2 separate regions of the Homo sapiens genome follow, and region 2 is linked to region 1. Evidence: chromatin contacts called from ENCODE Hi-C data. All regions are on one chromosome and are shown on one strand. The core of a region is the stretch at or near the end of the contact, and the rest is flanking DNA. Distances in the headings are between cores, read along the strand shown. Region 1 holds the start of LINC01684 (long intergenic non-protein coding RNA 1684). Region 2 has its middle 61 kb from the start of LINC00158.

What was found. A loop is a pair of places that touch in the nucleus more often than their neighbours do. Pooled maps may share reads with other maps.
Region 2: a loop to region 1 is called in a map with no recorded cell type, with 4 times the contacts of the local background. The contact joins the enhancer-like site here to the promoter of LINC01684 in region 1. A Hi-C loop is called at or near these places in 1 of 37 single-sample maps with no recorded cell type and 1 of 50 pooled maps.

Annotation. Positions count from the first base shown.
Region 1 is chr21:24,426,785-24,430,444 of GRCh38, reverse strand. LINC01684 (long intergenic non-protein coding RNA 1684) reads right to left here and starts at 1,705. Exons shown (of 3, transcript NR_135519.1): 1 at 1,541-1,705.
Region 2 is chr21:25,368,401-25,372,060 of GRCh38, reverse strand. No RefSeq gene overlaps it. Among named protein-coding and RNA genes, the nearest start is that of LINC00158, 61 kb to the left of the region's middle. Within about 2 kb of position 1,625, at least 3 of the 41 ENCODE cell types and tissues checked have a DNase peak (open chromatin) inside an H3K27ac peak, as active enhancers do.

The DNA of each region.
Region 1 (3,660 bases), core at 456-2,955:
ATTACTTATACACACAGTAAGATAAAATACTATTCAATGAACTTGGGATCACAACCAAATTAATCTTCCAATTTTGGCGTTCTATGATATTCTTAGAAATGAATATCACTAACAAGTTAATTCCAATCTCATATCTATTTAAGAAGACAACATACGGAACTGCAACTGCTTTAACAAGTTCTATCTCTACACTGCCAAGAGCTTTTACTTTCCACTCATACGATATTCTATGGTCAGCTCAATCACCTGTTCCCTTGTATTCCTTCTTTTAATATTAGAAGATTATGATTCTTAAGTATGATTTTTATGATAAAATTTTAACCGCAATTTTTGAAATAACAATAATAAACTTTGAAATCTTAAAATTTCATTTTAACTCAGAATCCATAAAGAAATTACCTTCTCATATAAACTGAAAATTGTATGAAGCAAAATTTAAGTTGGTATTAAATTAATATTGTTTTACATTGGCTATCTTCCAGGGAATAGAGTTGGAGTACAATAAAGATGCAAGGAAAGCACATACTTCTTAGCTCTGCAAGTTATTAATAGGTCCAAATACAAGCAATGAACACATCATATTGAAACAAATCAGTTGGCAGTGGGATTTATCAGTTCACTAGGCATTTGAAGCCTGTTTAGTGATAATGAAATATCTTAAAACAAATTCTAAAAATTGTAATTTGTAGCAATATTTGTAATTTCTGTATTATGATCATGCTATATCCATTTCCAAATATCTTATCAACAGCCATTTTATACCTTAAATGAATAGTGATATGTCACATTTGATCTCTGACAATTTTGTTTACCACTATTATCACCACATCATTTTTATGGTAAGATAGCAGTGCTAGGAAATTCCATTTATGACAATTTGTACATTTTCATGAGATATCCTGAGCATCACATGCAGAGGACAGTCATATATTCACTCACCTTAGTGTGAGTGACCATGAGAATTGACTTTTCATGTGTGTAATACGTGCACATTACATGTTATTGAAATCTAAGAGAATATTATTTTAATAGAATAGTTAAAAAGTAATGCTGTATTCATAAGCAATAACTTGACTTTTACATATATATGTAGAAAATTCTCTCCACTCAGGAAATCACATTAAAATAAACTGAAACCATTTTTCTTATTTCAGTGGTCCATTTTGTGAAACAGATTTCAGTGAGAACAAAATAATTGAAACCTGTTGTTTCAATAACTCTTCCAACAAACTTAATAAAATTAATCCGTTGTACATCCAGACACAAACTGTCAGACTAAAAACTATAATCTGATGTAATTGAAACCTATTCTATTTGCCAAGTGTTTAAAAGGTATTTCCATATATCTCTTCCCTAAATTTTTATGAGGTGTCCGAAAGGACACGTTACTATTTGTAATATTTTTCTGGGCTCCGGATATGGCCAATTTTAAAAATGATGTGTTTGTTTTAGTTTCACTTTAAAGTGTTGTAAGATGTTAACCTCAGAGCTCAACCAACAGACCAGAATAATAGTAAAAAAATAAAATAAAAATTCTCACCTCTTTATATTCAAAGCTTTTGAAATCCTTGATCCTCCATGTCAGCTTGTGCAGCTTCTCAAAAGAGTTTCTCATGTTTTTCCTGCCCTTAACCTCCTAAATTGGGAAGGACATAGCTGTGAACTGGCAAGTTCATTTTCCATTCATCTAAACCTACAGTCACTTCCTACATCTACGACTTCCTTCCGGCGTCTTTCTCTGGGGCTCTTGCTCTCAGACTCGCCCTTTTGCTTTGAGGACTGGATTTACTTCTTTTAAGGGGTTATTTACTATTGTCCCAAATATACACATTTCTCCTAAGAACTTAGCTTTTTGAGAGTTTTCAGTTTTTTCTGATTGCCCATTTGTAGATCTAGTTCTGCACATTAATAAGATGCATAATTTGTGCCTCTCTGAAAGTGAGATTTTTTTTGTAGGTACCCAAGAATGTGGCATTTGCTTTACTCACTAAATATTCCAGTTAGTATTTCTAGTGATGGTATTCCCAGGGGTTATTCTAAAACACTTAAAAAAATGCCTCATTACATCTAACCATTAAAGGGAAATTTTACATGCCAAATACTTTCTGACTTTTGCCAACTTTAATCGATCAAATATTGGGAGTGTTAAATAATTCTTTAAATTTTAATTAAAGTGTGCTTTACTGAAGTATAGTATTTCTGACTTTAGTTGAAACCAGAGTACATTGTTTCCCTATAATTTTTTTACTTGGCCATCTTTATGAAAATTGCAATATAACATAGTAAAGATCTTTAAGGATTAAAAGTTTTAGGTAAAATAAGAGTACTTTTCTATTGATAAATCTTGGTCACAAACATGAAGTGTAATAAGTAATCTTTGCCAATGTTGTTCTTTTAAATTCTGACTCCCTTTTTCACGAATGTGCTATAATAGCCCTATAGTAAACATTCTTGTTGTCCCCTCAATTTTAAAAATATAAGATGATCCATAGGCTCTTTCTCATTACAAATTAATAGTACCTTTCTCATAGAACCGTTGCTTAATAGTCATTATTTTTGAACTGAGTGAATGTTTCCATGTAGTACTTCTTTTTTTCTTCTCAAACTAAGGGTCTTCAAGATGTTCATAAAAAATTGTTATCATAAAACTTATGTATCAATTTTAAACATTTTTTGTACCAAAATAAACTTATATTAACTTGTTGCAACTTTTCTTCTCTTTTCTTTTTTTTTTTTTTTTTTTTTTTTTTTTTTGAGACGGCGTGGAGTCTCACTCTGTCGCCCTGAATGGAGTGCAGTGGGGTGATCTCGGCTCACTGCAACCTCCGCCTCCCAGGTTCAAGGAATTGTCCTGCCTCAGCCTCCCAAGTAGCTAGGATTACAGGCGCCTGCCACCACGCCCAGCTAATTTTTTGTATTTTAGTAGAGACGGAGTTTCAGCGTGTTGCCCAAGCTGGTCTCAAACTCCTGAGCTCTGACCATCTGCCCGCCTCGGCCTCCCAAAGTGCTGGGATTACAGGCATGAGCCACCACACCCAGCCTGTTGCAACTTTTCCTAACTTGTCTAAATATGATCTAGTTTGAGGCACCAAGGAGAGGACACTGGTTTGACAAAAGCCCTATCAGAGCAACATGAAATCTGTGAAAATTGAAGAAAGAACAAACATCAAATTTATGGTAATCATTAAGTGGAAGAATGATCACATGATTAATACCTTATAAAAAGTTTATGGGTAATGTCCATCACAGTTTCCCTTTCATAAATTGGTACATTTGATGTCTTCATATTTTATGTAGGATTTTACTTGCATTCATTAATAAAATTGGCTTGTAATTCTCCTGAATTGTAATGTCCCCATAAAGTTAATTCCAAAGTTATAAAAGTCTCATAAAGTGAGTGGGAAATTTTCCCATATTTTCTATTCTGTGGAAGAAAAAAAGAGAAAACTTTATAGAAACAATGCCCCCAATAAATCAGCAGTTTACAACAGATAGCTAACTTTAAGAAGGGATGAGATAATGTTGAAGATGAAGCTTGCAGTGGCAGAACATCCACACCAATTTGCAAGGAAAAAAATTAATCCTGTTTCTGCCCTAATTGAAGCAGACAGAAGACCAATAACAGAAACAATAGCCAACAACATACATATCTCAACTTGT
Region 2 (3,660 bases), core at 376-2,875, 940 kb before region 1:
AAACCAAAGGAACAAATTAGTTTTCCTGTATGGTTCAACAGCACTAAATCCAAAGGCTGCCAGGCTCTGCTGGTCTGTGGTTTAAATGGGATTTTTAAATGATTTACATCAAGGCTATGTAAGAAATCAAAGCAAAGCAGGATAAAAATAAGGAATGATGTCACTTGTGATTCTAGTGGGTAAAAATACACTGAGACAAGGAAGTAATTGGTAATTAAAATAATGAAAGAATTCATCATGTTTGCCACTAAATTGAAAGCTAACATGTCATGTTTGCCAATATTTTCATCATTCACTTAATTTCAAAAAAGTTTCTCATCCACTCAAGTGTGTGTTTGTTCATTCATCCATCTAGACAAAAAAATTTCAGAGATTTCTCTATATACCAGGTACGATCATCAGAGCTTTTATACGCTTTTCACTTAATTCTTATAACGATCATTCTCCACAGGTAATATTATTCCAAGATTTAAGTCAAAGAAATTGAGTTGCTTTATCACATATCAATATGATAAATTTAGCCAGAAATGAAATTGTGATTTGAATTCAGTTTTTTTCCTTTAGTATCTGATATGATACCTTTTCCACTACAAGAGAACTGCCTGTTATGCACTCAACTGGTATATTAAAGTAAATGAAAATTTTTGAATTAAAATATAAATGTAAGATCTTATTAGTAATTTCTTAATAGCCTCTGAAAATTGGAAACAACATATGAGGCGCTTACACTTACCTATAGTGTAGCCAGAGTGAGAGGGTGGTAATGGCAAATTTCTTTCTTTGTACTTATGCCATGAAACCTTATTTGTTGGATTTTATATATTATTGTTCATCCTGCCAGGTAGAATTTAAGGTATTTATCTTATTTATTTCATTACCTCCTAGACTATGCTTTCTCATCAGAAACCTACACTGTAAGTTTTAAAAATGCGCATTTCTGAGTTCCATCCCTATCTTACTGAATCTGAACTTCTGGGATTGGGCCAGAGAATCTTCATTTCTTTTTGAGACATGTTCTCACTCTCACCCAGGCTACAGTTCAGTAGTGTGATTACGGCTCATTGTAATGCCTCATTCGTAGGTTCAAGTGGTCCTCCTGCCTCAGTCTCCCAAGTAGCTAGAACTATAGGCAAGCACCACCATACCCAGCTAATTTATTTTAAATTTTTTTGTTCAGACAGGGTCTCACTATGCTGCCCAGGCTGGTCTCTTACTCCTGGCCTCAAGTGATCCACCTGCCTCGGCCTCCCAAAGTGCTGAGAGTACAGATGTGAACCACTGCACCTGGTCTGAAATCTGCATTTTTAACCAGCAGACCAGTTCATTCTGACATGCTCGAGTTTGAGAACCACTGACCAGGCGATCCTCTATACCAAGCCCACCCACAGTGTTTGCTGGCAGCATGGCTGACTCTTTCAGAAGCTAATTCATCTGACAGGTCCTGACCCCCAAGTCTGGGCCCAGCACTGTGCCAGGAGGCCCTTCCAGCTACACCACATCACATGAGGTCACATCACATCAAAACCCATGTGTCTCGTTCATATTCCATGGCGACTGTTGGCTCACCACAGTCCTACTCAGAGTTCTGAGTCAGCCTCAGAAACACTGGGAGCTCTGGGCCACCTCATATCGAACATGAGTCAGAGCTGTGATCTCTGCTTCCCATTCCTGGGCTACGCTGCTGATGTGGTACTGGATTCCTTCCTAGTCAATCAACACAGACCTTCATTTCTACAGAGTTCTCTCACCCCCAAGTAAATAGACTAATTTCTTTCTGGTTGATTTAGGTATTAAAATTAAAGATGTAAAAATATTTATTTACTTGGGTAATGATGAATGAGTGCCTTGCAGGAGTAATGATTAATCATGCTCCACCTGGAAACCAGTGCCAAAACGACTCTGCTAATAGAATCCATCAACTGCTGAAATAAGTGATTGCACTGAAGCTTGCTTTATTGTAAGTTCCTTAATTTTACATTCTAGTTACATGTTGTCATTTCCTAATAAAAATTGTTTGGATTCCTTCCTGAAACATTTGGGGTGAGTCTCGAGGAGGTATTTTGCATTAGCTAAACACTGAATCATAAAACCATATTCGTTATTCTGGCAAGGTGACACATATTTTATTCTATGAAATTTAAACAACTATTTAAAATTAGAACAATCAGTAATAATTGTTAAAAATATGAGAACTATAATATTGTATGAAAAGAGCTCTCAGTCACTAACTAAAAAATATTTCTTTGCTGCCTATTATACATGGGTAGGTCAACATTCGGTGTAAGTAATGGCATAACTGGAGTTAGGTGTAACCTTCAGGGATTCTTTACTACCAGTAATTGTCTAACCCAGAAAGTATTTCTGCTGCCAACTCCCATCAGGGGAGCTTTGGCAGTCAAAAAAGTACTTCAGAACTCTCTATGTTACTGTTGTCAACTAGTTCAAACTGCATTTTGTTCTTCATGGGAGCAACAGGGTAAGAAAACCATGTCCTGGAAAATCACAGTGGTGAGAGTTGGCTCTAGATACACCTGTGAAGGATGGAGAGGCAGTTGTATATGCATCTACTACCATTTTCCTTTCTAAATTTTGGTGGAAGTAGAATAAACACAATCTTTGGAGTCAAAGCTGAGTTTAAATCCTGGTCCTAACTTTTATAAGGAAACTGAGACTTAAACTTTGTTTTCTCTAATTTGTACATGGAGTTTCCTGGCTGCCCCTGCCTTGGTTTTTCAACTGGATAATCCCAGGTAAAATGGGTTTCTTATGCTTCAAGAGTCAGTTTGGATGTTATCTTAGAAGCCTACTCTCAATCCTCCAGCTAGACAGGTGATCATTTTCTCTATACTTCATATCACTTATTATATTCTACTTCAATTGCCTATGTACTTTGGAAAGGAGACTTTATTTTTTATAAAGGGTTACAGACTGCAGGGTAGCCATCCTGCCAGGCTGGGAAGTGTAGCCTCCAGCAGAGACTGTTAACAGGCACTGCATAGGAGGGGGGGTTGGGGCAGGAGCTTTACGCTAAACAGGTTGGCTACACATATATATTCAACAGTTATAGGAGAAGCTATGAATATTTACAAAGAAGATCCTGATGCATGCATATTGAATAAACATGCATGTTACATGTGTCCCATTTCACGTTGGGAGTGGAGACTTCACCTTTAAATGCATTACAATTGGGTCAAAAAAGTGAAGCGAAAAAAACGAGGCACTCTAGCATGCAGCCTCTGTAAACTGGCCAGAACCATCCTATAGTTAGTGGCCTCTTATCAGAAGAAAGTTACTGAAATCAGCTTCTGGTTCAATCAAAGCTATAGTTACGGCTTGTGGAACAGGGAGTTAGTCTGCGTCTGGTGGTGGATGAGCTATAATTGTTTTTAATATTGCTTATCTTGAGGCCGATGCTCGTTTAGCCACTATGGAAAAAGAAATCTGGTGGCAGTTAGAACAGAATTTATTCTTTAAGTGTAGGGGTGTGTGACTTAACCCTTGCCTGGTATGGTGTTAGGTCTTTATAATTTGGTATCTTATTGCCACAAAGAGTCTGTTCCATCAGTCTTATGATCTGTTTCAGTGTTAATGCTGGTCAGTTTTCATGTCTAAACCACAAAAAGGAGGGTATCATGAAACATGTTTGAACTCCCATTCCAT